2 separate regions of the Homo sapiens genome follow, and region 2 is linked to region 1. A link is an interaction called in ENCODE POLR2A ChIA-PET data of the cell type or tissue named here. Cell type or tissue: A673. All regions are shown on one strand.

The links. ChIA-PET counts read pairs that join two places held together with the same protein. Peaks named below come from ENCODE experiments on the same cell type or tissue, not always from the same donor. Only the 100,000 strongest peaks of a DNase experiment are listed, where the experiment ranks them.
Region 2: POLR2A ChIA-PET joins it to region 1 with 15 read pairs; 7 of 35 experiments call an interaction of 5 or more read pairs at or near these places.

What each region holds. Positions count from the first base shown.
Region 1 is chr1:181,092,923-181,100,922 of GRCh38, forward strand. No RefSeq gene overlaps it. Among named protein-coding and RNA genes, the nearest start is that of IER5, 8.2 kb to the left of the region's middle. RefSeq lists enhancers at 3,911-4,427, 6,761-6,960. In A673, no CTCF peak of the experiment used is centred here; DNase peaks (open chromatin) are centred at 2,129, 3,609, 6,429 and 6,819; H3K4me3 peaks cover 3,045 bases; H3K27ac peaks cover 6,760 bases.
Region 2 is chr1:180,889,956-180,897,955 of GRCh38, forward strand. XPR1 (xenotropic and polytropic retrovirus receptor 1) reads left to right here. Exons shown (of 15, transcript NM_004736.4): 15 at 1-324. Among named protein-coding and RNA genes, the nearest start is that of LINC02816, 13 kb to the right of the region's middle. RefSeq lists a silencer at 7,887-8,000. In A673, no CTCF peak of the experiment used is centred here; no DNase peak of the experiment used is centred here.

The DNA.
Region 1 (8,000 bases):
TTTTATTCCTCTTTTTCTCTGGACACTTGGCAGTCAGGAAGCTTTGTTCTACCAACATAGTTTTGTTGCTGTGAATGTCTCACACCAACCGGATGATTTTTCCAATTGTATCAAACAACTCTATTTTCAGGGAGGAGTAAGCTGAAGTGAAAACAGGCAAGGAGCAAAGTTCTTGTTGACATACAAATGCTTTCTGTGGATGAGTAAAGAAAAAAGTAGCCCATAAAGTTATTTTTGCTTGAATTATTGCGCATGGAATGTTTAAAACATGCTTATTGATAGGTTCTGGACAAGAGCCTTCCCAATGCCAACCTAGGGCTATCACACAACCAAATCAGATGCAGTGTGACTAGAAACGATGCCATGGTTTTAGTACCTAACCACTTCTTCACCACTCTGGGAGGGACCTAGTCTCTTGATCAAATTAACCTTAGCTCTGGGGTGTAAAAAAACCTTCTGACTGCTGCGTAAAAGCCAGATGTTTAAAGTGCTTTCCAACAAGTACTCCAAGAAGATCACATTAATAGGGAATAAAGTCTGGGCGCGGTGGCTCACACCTGTAATCCCAGCACTTTGGGAGGCCGAGGCAGGTGGATCACCTGAGGTCAGGAGTTCAAGACCAGCCTGGCCAACATGGTGAAACCCTGTCTCTACTAAAAATATAAAAATTAGCCAGGTGTGGTGGTGGGAAAAAAGAGAATAAAGGGATAAATGTTAGTAATGTATTTTTTTTTTTGAGACAGAGTCTTGCTCTGTCACCCAGGCTAGAGTGCAGTGGTGTGATCTCAGCTCACTGTAACCTCTGCCTCCCTAGTTCAAGCGATTGTCCTGCTTCAGCCTCCCAAAGTGCTGGGATTACAGGCATGCACCACCACGTCTGGCTAACTTTTGTATTTTTAGTAGAGACGGGGTTTCACCATGTTGACCAGGCTGGTCTCAAACTCCTGACCTCCGGTGATCCACCTGCCTTGGCCTCCCAAAGTGCTGGGATTACAGGCGTGAGCCACTGCCCCCGGCCTAGTATGTACTTCTCAACCATGTTGTTTTAACCCTGTCTTCCCTTTTAGAAACCATCATTTGTTCTTGGCGATGGGAACTAATGATGGAAAGCCTGAATTGCTCCTCCAAGGTGACTGGGTTTTCTTTATGGCACCAAATAACCTTTCCATTCCTTCTACTCATCACTGATTGGATTTGGGAGTGTGAAGTGAGAGGAAATGGGTCATTTGACAACTTTGGTGGAAAGCTTCTCAGAATAAAGATGTCAGAAATATTGGGAATGAAATTAATAATTATAAAACTGTTCCATCTTATCACTGGGTTAGTCTGAGTCTCTCTTACTGCAACTTACTAGGCATGATAACCTAGCCTCAGATCCTGTGTGATGGGGTCGACAGGCTAATCCCACTGTGATATGGCATTTGATGGACATTTATTTCCTTGTACTTTTTTAAAAAAAAGTAGAGTTAGTTCAGTTCACTGAATAACCAAAGGATTTCTGATCTCTTGCCCTAAATATTTTATTCTTCTCCTGTTTGTGAATTTTTTATTCTTCTAGACTTCCTTTTATCCCAGCAGTCCCTGAAAAAAGACAGGAATGAAAAGAAACGCTGATCCAACCTTTCCGTGACTATGAAAGAGGCCATTACTATGAGGTGCAGTGCTCCGGTGGGGAGGGAGGCCTGCTTCCCAGGATTCCTGGCACTCTTTCCAGTAATGAGCAGTTTGTCTCTCAGCCTTTGAACCATTGTTCAAATTTAAAATTCAACCCAGTGGAAAGCCTTGGGAGGAAAAAACATAGAAGGAGAGTTGATGTTAGGAATCACTGTGATCTTAACACATGCCCTTGGAGTTTTTCAGTAATAATTCTTAAGGGTACGATAGGGAACAAATGTGGAAGAGCAGAAAGTGTGAAAGGATACGCACATCTAGCTGAATGCCTCCTTCCTGATTCAAACACAGTTTTTCCCAATGCCTGCTACCACTGCTCCCTCCCGCAGTGGGAATGGGGGTTTTAAAATAAAATCTCTCTCTAGCAATTGCTGTCTCCCAGAGGAATACAGCCCAAAGCTCTTTGCTGGACTACAGCCTGGGGTTTATCTCAGACCTCTGGAATCCTTCAGGCAGGGAAGGAGAAACCTCCAGGGACTGCATTCCTGAAAGGGCCTCTCCTCTTTCCTCTCCAGACCAGCAGCAGCCTCTATCACCGGATGCTGCCCACTTATGGGCAGGTGAAATAGAGTATTGGCTATCAGCTTTTGGAAGCTGCAGGAAGAAGGGCTGGTACCCAGCACTGCTACTGAGCATCTCTAGCAGGTGATTCTTTTAGGGGACTGGCATAGAGCTGGCCTGGTGTATTATATTAGTCCGTTTTCACACCACTATAAAGAAATACCCAAGACTGGGTAACTGACAAAAGAGATTTAATTGGCTCACAGTTCGCATGTCTGGGGAAGCCTCAGGAAACTTACAATCATGGTGGAAGGGGAAGCGGGCACGTCTTACATGGCAGCAGGTGAGGGCACGTGTAAGCGCGGGAAAAACTACCATTTATAAAACTATCATGGGAACAGCATGGGGGAACCACCCCATAATCCAATTACTTCTCTCCCCTGACACTGGGGATTACAACTTGAGATTTGGGTGGGGACATAGAGGCAAACCGTTATCATCTGGGATATTTGCAGTAAATCTACTTTTTATGTAATAAAGTTTTCTGGGACCTGGTCACAAGAAGCCTCTAGGCCTGTGTGGTAAGCCATATCCCTAACTTACAGGATGGTGAGACAGCTGCCCCTTTTCCATCCATTTAGCACCAAGGCAGTCCTGGTCCCAGCCCTCTGCTTTTTCCCTATGAATGGGGCCTCTGCAAGGTTGCCCCAGCCCAATCGTTCTATCAGATGCCAAGACAAGGCTCCTTTCAGTTTTTCTAGAATTCAGGGATGTGCGGAAAGCCATGTGTTCCCACCTGCTTGTTCTTCAACCCATTCCACCTCTCAAGTCGGGGCAGAGCAGCTGTTGGAAACTTGCATGCTGTGAGGTAAAAGAAAAACCATTTTGTTCCCTCTGTGCAAACACTGATGTTGTCTCTGAAGTGTAGGATTTCCTTTGGTACTCTCTACACTTGATCCTCTTCCAGAATCCAAGATACCATCCATGAGTTTTTCTCTATGTTGATCCACATCTGGTTCGTTCTTTCTAGCCAGTCACAGGATCTGCCTGTCTTCTGTGGCACAGATACTTCCTTCAGCGCTGTAGCTGTTTTGTCTTTCCATTTCTGTCTGTCTGGGTCTTTCTCTGTCTCCCCTCCCTCCACCCTCTCTTGAGGACTCTCATGTTCATTATTTTCCTCGGGAAGAATCTGACTGCTAAGGAGAGAACTGTGAGTGGGAATGCTACAGCCTGCTAAGAAGGAGCAGAGATTTGGATTTCCTGACCACGAGACTTGCAAAGAATCTCCAGAGACTCTGGGCCCTGGAGATCAAGCCACAGCTGTGTTAGCTGGAAATCATCCTCTCACTGTGTCTCACCAGACCGCCAATTCCATCATAATAGCAGGGGGTGGGTAGGGGAGTATACATCCTAGAAACAGGAGCAGCAGCTGAAACCCAACTTGGCTTGTGGCCAGATGCAGGAAAGGAGAGGCAAAGCCAGGGGAGCCCGAACGTGGGCTACAAGGCATTTCCGCTCCCCACCCCAACTTTTTTTTTTTTTTTTTTTTTTTTTTTTTTTTTTTTGCTGGAACTGCGTGTGCTGCTTTCTAGAACAGATAATGAATCACAGAGCTGCTCAGATGGAGAAATCCAAAAGTGCCTCTTTGCCTTATCTCCCCCTTCTAGGCTTTGATTGATTAATAGAGACTTTTTACAGAGTCACTAAAGTGGGAGTGGGGAGTCCTCATAACCCCCTGGGGTCGTGCAGCAGAGGTGACCAGCGGGAAGTGAGCTACAGGATTGTGAAGTGATGTGGGGAGGTGGAGGAGGAACTGCCACTCAGTCAAGTTCTGCTCAAGAAGGTCTGCTATGGGCCGAGTGAATTTAGGGCAGGAGCACCCCACCCACTTTTTTCTCCTTGGCTTTTCTTAAACTGCATCACAACCTCCTGTTTTCTTCAGACAATTTCCAAGTTTTATTTTTGGTTTGGAAAAGGGTGAAAGTGCCTTGGCATCTGCATTTATCAGCTAGCACTCTGTGTGACCTACTTAAGAGACTGTGTAGTGACTTTTCTTTTTAGGGCCATGGGAGAAATCCCTAAAAGCAAAGATTCAGTGTCAGAAACTGAAGTTGAGGTATATGGGATGCTCTGCTTGGGTGATTATGTTCTACAGCTCCTGCCGGTTTCTCCCCGCACCCCCCTGCCTCTTCAGAATGCATTTTGAAAGGCGCTCCTAGCCTGCACTGCAGAGAGCAGCTGTAAAGATGCGGTGTGGGGGCGATTCTGGTGCGTGGGCTGGCCCAGCTGTCTGCTTCCCAACCTTTCAGTCACCTCAGCATCAGGCATCTGGCTGCCTAACATGGAGCTGGCAGCTTGCTAAGGCTCCTGAATGCCCTCAGGAGATGAAGCGGGGAGTCTCTTACTTTACCAGGCAGAAAAGACTAAATGAGGTCCAGAGAGTGAGCAGCAGGTCATCATGAATGGTCAAGTGAGGACCCAAGCAGAGGCAGTGTTAGAATCAGCCCTGGACTGATTCCTTGAGACCTCTCTGGGCAAAGGGCTGTGGTCTTGACTCTGAACATGTGACTCACGATTTGAAAAGTCATTCATCTTTGTTGGTTTCTATTTACAGTTTTAAAATAAAGTATCCACTTGCCTCACAATTGTGATTAGAAGATAAATTAGTGTTTGTAAAGCAAAGCTAAAAGATATAAACAACTCACTCCTGGATCCCATCAATTAAGCATTGACAGGAACACCCAGAAGAAACTCATGAATAGGGAATACAAAGATGCAGACAACAGGACCCTGGCCCTCACGACCATTACATTCCAGTTAAGACGCAAAACAACATAGAACCCCCCCAAAACTTGATAGTATGTTAAGTGTCGGCTAGTCGCTTGCTTCTTAAAGTATGGTCCAGGGACCATGGGTATCATCTGGGAGCTTATGAAAAATGGAGAGTATCTCAGGCCCCACTTCAGACCTACTGAATCTACAGTTTAACAAGATCCCCAGGTGATCAATATGCACATTAAAGTTTAAAGAGCAGATATTTCCACTGATCTCAGAATCAAGCATGAATTTCTCAGCTTTAGGTCACTCAAGGTCCAGCTGTGTCTTGTTATTTCTTCTCTCACATGCTGCCTCCAGCCATACGAACTATCTGCAGTTTAGGTAACTTATTTGCAGGCTTCTGGGCCTCTTCACGTGCTGCTTCCTAGAGAGGCATGGTCAAGTTTACAGCTTAACTGTGAGAATAAAGAAACTACAGGGAAGGAAAAAGAGCAGAAAGCTAAGACCTAGTGATGAGGAAGCCTAGAGGTAGGGGCTAGAATAGGAAGAGGGCTCTGTTAAAAGGAACAGTTTGCAGAGAGGTAGGAGTAGAGTCTGGCTGCTGTGAAGGGAGATGGGGCAAAGAAAATGTCCTTGAACTAAGACTGCCATTAGTGAATTATTATTATTATTTGAGACAGGGTCTTGCTGTGTCTCCCAGGCTACAGTGCAGTGGAACGATCACAGCTCACTGCAGCCTCAGCCTCCCAAAGTAGTTGGGACTACAGGAGCGCACCACCATGCCAACTAATGTTTATATTTTTTGTAGAGATGAAGTGTCGCCATGTTGCCCAGGTTGGTCTTGAACTCCTGACCTCAAAAGATCTTCCTGCCCTCAGACTTTCAAACTACTGGGATTACAGGTGTGAGCCACTGTGCCCAGCCACATTTTTTTTCTTTTAGAGACAGGGTCTTTGTTGCCCAGGCTGGAGTGCAGTGGTGCAATCATAGCTTACTGCAGCCTTGAACTCCTTGGACAAAGTGATCCTCCTGCCTCAGCCTCCCGAGTAGCTGGCACTACATGCACACGCCTCTATGCTCAGCTAAGTTTTAACTAGTGAATTTTGACAGAGGTTCTGTAGAAGATGGTAGAGAAAACTAGATTATAAGTGAGTGGAAAGATGTGGGGGCCCTGGCTGTAGCTCCTTCCCCAAGAAATTTGGCATAAAGGCAAAAAAGAACCAGGTGGCAGCTAGAAAGGATCTGGGGTCAATTGAAAGGGCCTGCACATGTCTTAAGGCAGAACCATTGGGTGCAGAAAACAGCTAGAGTGACGGTGAATGGGATTTGAATACATAAACTCCTAAATATGAGTCTCTTATCAGGAGGAATAAACCCTTTCTTTTTCTTCTCCGGTCAAATAAAAGGAGACAAGAGACACTAATAAATCACTCCAGGGACCTTGTTAGTATCAGCAGTCTGCATTCCCCTCCTCAATCCCAGCTCACGAAGAACCTTGCAGCTGAAACTCCAGCATACCAGTTGGCAAGGTAACAAACTGCTAAGGGATCCTGGAGAATAAAAGGATCACTCCTGAAACCCTAGTGCTGCCAGCTACTAATCTAAAGATAGAGATTTCTGATGCTTCATCCCCTTTATAGATTAGGAGTTTAAAACATATTGGAATGGAAACATGTGCTATGAGGAAAGCAGGATTTGTCATTCTTGCCAGCAGAAAACACACATGCACACACGTGCACACGCGCACTTGTAGTCTGTTCTCATTTGGAAAGCCAGTTATGAATGAGCATGGTTTCCTGGGTAAAAATTTTCTCTTCCTTCCCTCCCCACCAAGTCTGACCTCATCTGTCATTTTCAGTGTTATGGAGGATTAGTCTGAGACTGAAAACAGGTTGAGACATGTCCAAAAAAGAGGCTCCGGATACCGAGAGAGGAGGGAGAGAAGCCAAGCAGTTTGAGGTCTCTTAAGGCAACTGACAAGAAGATCAAGAGAAGAATGTTAAGAGTAAGAGAGGAGAGTGGAGTGGACGGATAGGGAAGGCAAGAGAGACAGATGTCTGTGATGATTTAACGAGAAACACGAGATTAAAATAAATTCAGAGTCAGAAAACAGGAAGAATGTGAGGAGAAAAAGGTAATGGACTGAGAACTGCAGTGTATTTGATAAAACATAGCCCCGTTCAGATGGAAAAACAGCATCATCCCCCAGCAAACTCCTCTGGAACGTGGGGGTGGGGGGAATGCAAAAGAATTAATAGCTCCACTTGGTAGTGGGATCCTTTCATGCTAAAGGTGTGAAAGTGATTTACAAACCGGCATCATTACTGGACCTTTGTCACAGTTTGCTGAAAAGATAAGGTGAGGCTCTAACTTGTTAGTCTTTGCATGCCTAGACCACCCAGAGACAAAACTCAACCCAGGGCTCAAAATTCCTCCAGTCTGTTTGCTCTCTGTCCTAATTAGTGAAGCTATTTCTAAAAACAAACAGATATCTCGTCTCACAGATTCCCTCGCCCCACTGCTATCTGCATTTAGTGCCTTCTCCTGACTTGTCTGATTCTTCCACTCGCATTTCTTCTCAGGTACCAGGGTTGCAAATCTTGGCCTTACCCCCTACCTCCACCCCCCATCCCCCATACCTCTTACCAACACATCTAAACACTCGTTAAGCTCACAGCATTATCTTCACAATGTAGTTCACTTCTATTCCTGCTTTCTAGTTCCCACTGATACCATCTTCGTTCTTCAAACACTTCTTAGTCTGTTCTCCATTTCGCGTCAAAGCCCCCCTCACCCCCACCCCAGCCCTACCTTATAACTAATGGATTACTCATCTGACAGTACAGTTTTGGTGATGTTATCAGTCTCTGACTCAAAAGCCTCTAATAACTTCCCATATTCTCTATGAACTCCTCTGCCTGCCAGTCAGCCTTTCATTTAGCCATCATTTATTGTCTACTTTGTGTCAGGCACTGGGTACAAAGATGAGTAAGGAAGTTGATATCTAGAGGGAAGAGGGATGAAAAATGGATCATTACAATCCAGGGTTA
Region 2 (8,000 bases), 200 kb before region 1:
TGGTAAATGGAAAAGGTGATGTCGAAGAATTGATGCTTGCTTGGACTCATGTTGTATCTGTGACTATGCTATTAGCTGTCTCCTTTTTCCTTCCTATATGGGTAGAATTCTTATGACTTATGAAGTTCCCTTCTTGATAAGTAGGTTAAATGCACAATGTGGTACTGTTTTATAGTTTCTAGATGGTTGTATAAAGCAAAAAGTTAATGTGGTTATGTGTTTTTAAAGAAAATAAGTGATTGGTCACTAAACTCTGTCCTTTTTTCATTATTACAATTTCTCTCTGTTTTCCAACAGTTTGCTGACTCCTTTGTCACTGGTGAATGGTTTGTGTGACTGTTTTTCTCTCTTGGTTTCTTGAATTCCTGAACATAGTTCCCCTTAGGACTAATTTTCATATGGGGTTAGGGCAAACAGACTACAGTGGTGAAATTTTTAAACTATCCTACTAAGTTAAAAGAAGTTTAAATGGCTTTTATCTTCAGGTAATATGTGAGGTGTGACTCTAAAGCAATGGGATTGTTGTAACAAATCTTTCTTTTACTCGCACAAAGAATCTCAAATATTACAAATATGAGGTGAAATGATGTGTCCAATTACATTTTGGAGAGGTGGACACTGCTATCACTGCATACCCATGCCCTGTGAGGGAACATAGGACTTTTCTGCAGAATTCCTGGACTAATTATTATTCCTTATATATATCTAGGAAAGATTACAAAATTAACTGACCCTAAGATGAATATACCCACAATGCAAAGGGAAAAATAATTTATTGACTAAAGCATCAAAGCCTTTCATCTTACTTTGGTGCCACAAACTCTGTTATTACTATATTTCTGTGTAGGCTAAATCAGAATATGATAATATGGAGTTTCCAGGCCAAAGTCAAAGATAGGATATGAATATATAAGAATCACTAGATACTCAACACCACTTTTACAATTTGATAATACATACTCAACATTTGTATGCCTATAGTATTTTATATTTTTCCAAATATGTAGCATCTCAGAAATATGTAGATTAATGAGTCATCTCAGTTTGTTGAAGAGACAAAGACCTCACTAGAGCAGCAGTCCACAATCCCCGGTGGTTCTAGGAAGCCACTCTGTCTTGTATCCATCCTAGACATATCCAGAAGAATCCTTAGAGTTTTAGTGACCTGCATCTTTATATGGATAACTTTTAGTCGATATTTTTTAAGGTTATGGGAATAATGACCTATTTTATACTTTATTTCTTAAGAGATGGGGTCTTTTTCTATGTTGCCCAGGCTGGCCTCAAACTCCTGGGCACAAGTGATCCCCAAATAGCTGGGAGTACAGGCATGCACCACCATGCCTGGCTTATACTTTTTGATTGACTTCTTTTTCTAGTGTCCCACCTTTTCCCTTAGAAGAATTGTGGAGTTCCTGTATTCTTAAAAATTAATATGTGTTTATTGAGTATGTGTTAATCCTATCATATGCTAGGCATTACTTTAATACTTTTAGTTGAAGTTGGTTTTATTATCGTTAGTTTTATGGAGACAAGAAGGGAAAGGTGATAAAATTATTTCTAAACTACATACTTATCTGAAACCACTGCCAGAAAAGCTAGACCGTCCTCTTACTAGGTATCACTGCCTCAGGGTAATCTGAATTTTCTATCTCAAGTTAGAGATTACTCTTCACCCCTTCCCAAGCAGATATTAAAGTCTCTTATTCTGTTTTTTTCCTTTAAAAAGTATCAGATCTGTCAAGAGTTGTTTCTTCAGAATCTTCTATTGCCAAAAACTGTTCTTATAATCTATTTTATCATTCACTCACTTTGTCACTGATTAACATATTAGCACCAAAGTTCAACCAATGCTTACCTTTATAAAATGAAAATTTCCCCTTATTTAAATAAATTTTATATTAATTGCTTAGCTGAATGGGAATGATAGTAATAGTATTCTGCCTTGCTCTACCTAGAGCACACCTATGGCTTCCATTCTACCTATGTGAATAATCAAAGTCAAGGTATGATATTTGGCGATACATGTACTATGCTACTCTGCTTCCTTATGGTCAGTTTCTAGGTTAAGGAGAAAACCAAGTAACTCAAGAGAACAGGCAGGTAACAGAAGAGAACCAAGGAGAAGCATATTAATACTAATTCCCAAACCCTCTCCCCTTTTACTAAATTTCAAATTATCATGTATTCTAAATATCACAATATTTTATGTTGTGTGGTTGAAGTAAACAAATTTGCTTATTTGTGGTTACTCAAAGCCTGTCTTCTGACTAGATGGGCCAATACAGTTTTTAAAGTTCAGTTAATCAGGGCTTTTGTATCCCTTTGGCAAGGAAATACACAAGATAATTTAGAAACATCAGTTCTTCAAATATTATTCCTGTCGACTGTTGGATTTAAACTTTTTTTCTACACTTTCATAGATACCGTAGGAAATTTTAGCCCCTCCCTAGGCAGCCGTGGTCAAAAGACTTGCCGGGCTGGATGTGTGCCTGCTGCTAGCTATTGACCGTCCATGAGGACATAGCCTGGTTTCCTTCTGTGGCAATGCCCTAGTCTTAACCAGCCTGCAACCCTAATAGGAACACAGTTCAGAGGAAAGGAGACATCCTTTTTCCAAAGGTGCTCCACTGTCAGCAGGAGGTCACACAAAATCATATTGACTAAATGTTTTAATGCCTGGTAAATAGTTGGGGCCTAAGGAATATTTGTTAAACTGAAAGGTAACTTCAGGAGTCTATCAGTAGATGAGCTGCTGAGTAAATTTAGGAGGTTATCAGCTTTTTTGATCAACTGCTGCCTCTAACTGGTGCTTCATCACTGGTGGACTTGCCAGGCTCCTCACTTTGATCCTTGTGTGAAGTCAGGTTGTTTGAAAACTTGATTCCAATGCTGCCCTCACCAGTACTGCAATAGCAGGTGCTTCTTCATTCTGTGGACTTTGTTTTATCCCAGGGTCAGTGTAATCACAGCTGACCCTTCCTGGCTGCTGCAGGGGAGACACATCTCACATTAGTGCATGTCGTGTGGTGCCCATCCCGTGTATAGAGGAGAAAAGTAACTGGCTCTGGACACCAACAATTACTGAACCTGGAGGAGGACCCAAATCTAACTAGCTCCGTAGCCCACATACTCTCTCCCTTGAAAAAAGAAGGAAGGGGGAATTTTTTTTTTTTTTTTTTTCCTGCTTGGCAGACAAGACTAGGAAGTGCCTTGTGAATTACTCCCTTTTTTTTTTTTTTTTTTTTTTTTTTTTTTTGAAACGGAGTCTCGGCTCACTGCAGGCTCTGCCTCCCAGGTTCACACAATTCTCCTGCCTCAGCCTCCGAAGTAGCTGGGACTACAGGTGCCCGCCACCACGCCCGGCTAATTTTTTTGTATTTTTAGTAGAGATGGGGTTTCACCGTGTTAAGCCAGGATGGTCTCAATCTCCTGACCTCGTGATCCGCCCACCTCGGCCTCCCAAAGTGCTGAGATTACAGGTGTGAGCCACTGCGCCCGGCCGAATTACTGCTTCTTTCTAAAGTTATGCCTGCTTGAGTCTGAATATAACCATTTTAAAGAAAATCAAAGAACATCCCCCTCCCTCCCACAAATGCATAAATATAGGTTTCTCTAAAAGCCTGGGTCGCACTGACTACGGCTTTTTGGAAATTTGTCCTCTGTCCCTCCATGGAAGACAAATCTAGCATTTTGTAAAAAATTAAACAGTAACAACAAACAACTCCCTATTGGCTGCTTTTCACAGGATGCCTCTCCCTTGAAGCAGCCACCCTCTTTCCCTAAGCGCTTATTTTCCCTCCCCTCCCCTCCCCTTCCTTCCGGTTGTTAAAACTTTCACCAGTGAGAGGATGGTGTACTGCAGTAAGGCAAGCACTTGCAGTGTGTCAGGCATTTGAGATATAGGGAGGAGACAGTAACTATGGGGCAATGAGGGTGGATGGCTATTGCTAAGTGCCACTGATGCCTCAAGAAGGATAATGAACATCAGAGAGCAAGTACCAGGCAACTGGAAGCCAGATGTGGAAGCCCGAGGACCACTAGTTGCATACAGAGAATCTCTCATCTGCAGTGGAAGGGAAGAGAAAGTGAGGACTAAGCCCAGGGCTTAATAGAGTGGCAGAATTTCAGACAGTTAAAACACCCAACCAAGGCAGGTCTGATATGTAAGGTCAAGGACCCAATTGGGAAAACCTAACACATGAGATGGCAATATCTGCTTGGATCCCCCCCAAAGACTTTTACTTCCTGAACCCCTCAGAACATTCTGAACCTATACATATGCCTCCCCCATTCCTTGCTAGCACTCTCCATTCCCAATATTACACTGGCCCTTCTTGTGCAAGACAATGTATGCACCTTTCAGAGTCCTCTATGACTCAGCTGGGGACATGCTGGGCTTGCTAAGGGAGAATAGGGACTATACTGAACTGTAAGATGTAGTCAGCATGGACTGACAGGAGCTGGAGGAGATTCTGAGAGCACTTGAAGAGGGGGACCAGAACATAAGGTAGAAGAGAGGACAATTTTTGACTTGAAAGGGTTTTTCTAAGATACAGAATTTAACTCCCTAGCATAAGTATCCCAGGTGTTGGTGTAAACTTGCTGCTAGCATGGCTTCTAGAAAGCTGGAAAAAGTGATGGCCCATGTTGAACAAAGTTAAAATTCCAGAATTTCTATGGGAGACAATGGAGGAAGGGAAGGAAAGGAGAGGAAAGGAGGGAGGGAGACCATATTGTGGGGAGACAGAGGAATATAGACTATTGCCACATCCTATGCCTCTTCTCTCCACTCTTGTTTAATTGACCACTTGGGCCCCTGAAGAAACTGGATGGGTTAGGGAGGGTCATTGTAGACCATCACAAGCTCAATCAAGTATAATCCCAATTGCATGCTGCCAGATGTATCTTCATTAGACCAGATCTATACTGCCTTAAGTATATGGGTATACAGCTGTTGATTTAGTGCAGGCATTCTTTTCTCTTCCAGTCAGAATCAGAAACAGTTCACATTTTCATGGAAATGATAATACACATTAACAGTTTTGCTCCAAGGCCATGCTAAGTCCAAAGAAGTGTGGACCAGCTGGACATCCACAGAACATCACATTGATCCATTACAACAATGCCACCATGTTGATTGGGCTGGATGAGCAAGAAGTGGCTAGCACACTGCAGACCTTGGTAAGATATGTGTTTCCCCGAGGGTTGGAGATTATCCTGAGTAGATTCAGGAGCCTGCTACATCTGTAATATTTTCAGGAGTTCAGTAATCAAGTCCAGTAGCCGTAGACATCTTCTCCAAAGTAAAAGACAAATTATCGCACCTTGTACCTCCTAAGGAAGAAGAAAGCAGAGTGCCTGGAAGCCTCAGTTTCTTAAGTCAGCATATTCTGCACCTGGGGATACTACTACAACTCATATCAGGTGACATGACAGACTGCCATTTTTGAGTGGGTCCCAGAGCAGGAAAGGGCTCTGCAACCAGCCCAGGGTATCAAGCAAGCAATCCTGTGGCTTAGGCTGTATGATCTGACAGACTCTATGGCAGTATCAGTGGTGGGAAAAGATATTGTGCAGAGTTTGTGGCAAGCCCCAGTGGGTATCAGAATGCAAGCCGCTGAGGCTCTAGAGAAAGACCCCGCCATCTTCAGTGAAGAATTGCATACCTTTGAAAAACAACTCCTACCCTGCTAGCGAGCCCTGGTAGAGGAGAAAGAGTGTCTGACCATGGTCACCATGGACAATGTGGCTAGAACTGTCCAAAAAGTACTGTGTCCTATCAAGCCCAATAAGTCAGATGGCCCCAGCAACAATCCATTGTAAGATGGATGTGGTACCTCCAGAAATGAGCACAAGTGGGGTCAGAGGACACAAGCAGGCTGCATGAGCAGAAAACCCAGACCCCCTGTCATCTGCTACATTGTACCACAGCTCCCCTTTCAGAGCACACCTGTGGCTGTACGGGGGATCCTATAAGACCAGTTGAAAGAGGAGGGGAAAGCCTGAGCTTGTTTCATGGATGGGTCAGCTCCACATACGGATGCAAGCTGAAATCAGATGGTAGCTACACTGCAGCCTCACAAGGGTAGTCTTGAAAGACAGTAGTGAAGGAAAAGCTTCCTAATGATCAGAGCTTTGAGTAGTGCACCTGGTCACCCACTTAGTGTGGGAAAGAGAAGTGATCTAAGGTTAGAATATATAGTGGAAAATGGCCTGGCCCAGATGGTCAGAAAAAACAGATCAGGGATAAGGAGGCTGGGGCAGAGGCACATGAATGGACCTAAGGGAGCGGGCAAATCTTTGTATCACATGTTAACAACCACCAAAGAGCATCCACCATTGACAACTAAACAGCCAGGCAGTCGGGTGACTCAGCCCACCAACTTCAGCCAGCCAGGCTCGCCAGTGTTGGCATGATGGCAACATGAACAAAGTGGCAGAGATGGAGGCTCTTCTTGTATGGGCCAACAGCATGGAGTCTCAATCAAGATAATTTGTCTGCTGCTTCAAGGCCCAAACTACCTGCAACAGAGACCAACACTGAGTCCCCAATATGGCACCCATTCCTCAAGAAAACCAGCTACTTGATGGCAAGTTGGCAAAATGGGGCTTTTCCGTCCTGGAAGGCCCAGTAGTTTGTTCTTACAGGAATAGGCACATATGGAGGGTATGGGTTTCCCTTTCCTAACCATAGAGTCTCAACTAGCACCACCATCCAAAGGCTCAGAGAGTGTTTGATCCGCTAGCGTGAGATTCCATATATCACCTTAGACCAGAGGATCAACTTCACAGCAAAGGAGGAGTGGGAGAGAACCCAAGACCATGGGATTCATTAATGGTAGCGCATAATGCATCACCTAGAAGCTGCCAACCTGAATGAGCATTGGAATGGTATGCTGAAGACATAGCTAAAGTGCCAGATCAAAGGCAATACTCCGTGAGCATGGGTGACATCCTCCAGGATTCAGTAATGCATTGGATCAAAGACTCATACATGCTACTGTCCCCTAAGGACACATGGGAAGAAGGAATGAAGGAAGAGAGGGAGGGAGGGAGAAAGGAAAGGAAGGAAAGGAAAGGAAAGGAAGGAAGGAGGGAGGGAGGGAGGGGGGAGGAAGGGAGGGAAAGAAATGAAAAGGAAAGAGGCTACCTTTTTGGTGATTTGTAAGGATCTAGCAGCCATAATCGTCACCGCTGCTCTCCTAGGAGACAGAGACAAGTCTCCTGGGCCCAGCTCCCACGGCTGCTACCACAGTGGAATGGGGCATTGGTGGAGAGGTCTAAGGGACAGAAATGGATTGGAGAGGTGATTCTGTGTGAACAGCATATTGGAGAGAAAAGTGAACACCCATGAACCTTTCAGATGCAGCTGCTGAATGAGGGTTGTGGGCCCAGTGGGGCAGGGCGTTACACATACAATATAAAACCAGAGCTCTGAAGAGCTTGAAAAACCCTCAGTGTGTGTCACTCGGGAAGGCTTCTAAGCAATTTGTGGAAGACACATTGGGGATCCCTGAGCCCACTGGCCCCCCAGGGCTCTGCTCTGCTCGGCACAGTAAAGGTGGCACCCAGCACCCCGTCTCAGCTCGTGGACACCCTTCCCTAATATGCTGTGACAAGAACCACTATGTTGCAGCCACTTAAGACATTAAACACCCACTCTGCATGCAACCCCCGTCGTCCCCAGGGGCTCCTTGGGAGAGCAGCTGCCTCAGCAGACCCTCACCTCCTTCCGGCCCCTTCACCCCTCCATGCCCCTTTTTTTTTTTTTTTTTTTTTTTTTTTTTGAGACGGAGTCTTGCTCTGTCTCCCAGGCTGGAGTGCAGTGGTGCGATCTAGGCTCACTGCAAGCTCTGCCTCCCGAGTTCATGCCATTCTGCCTCAGCCTCCCAAGTAGCTGGGACCACACGCGCCCACCACCACGCCTGGCTAATTTTTTTTGTATTTTTTTAATAGAGATGGGGTTTCACCATGTTAGCCAGGATGGTCTTGATCTT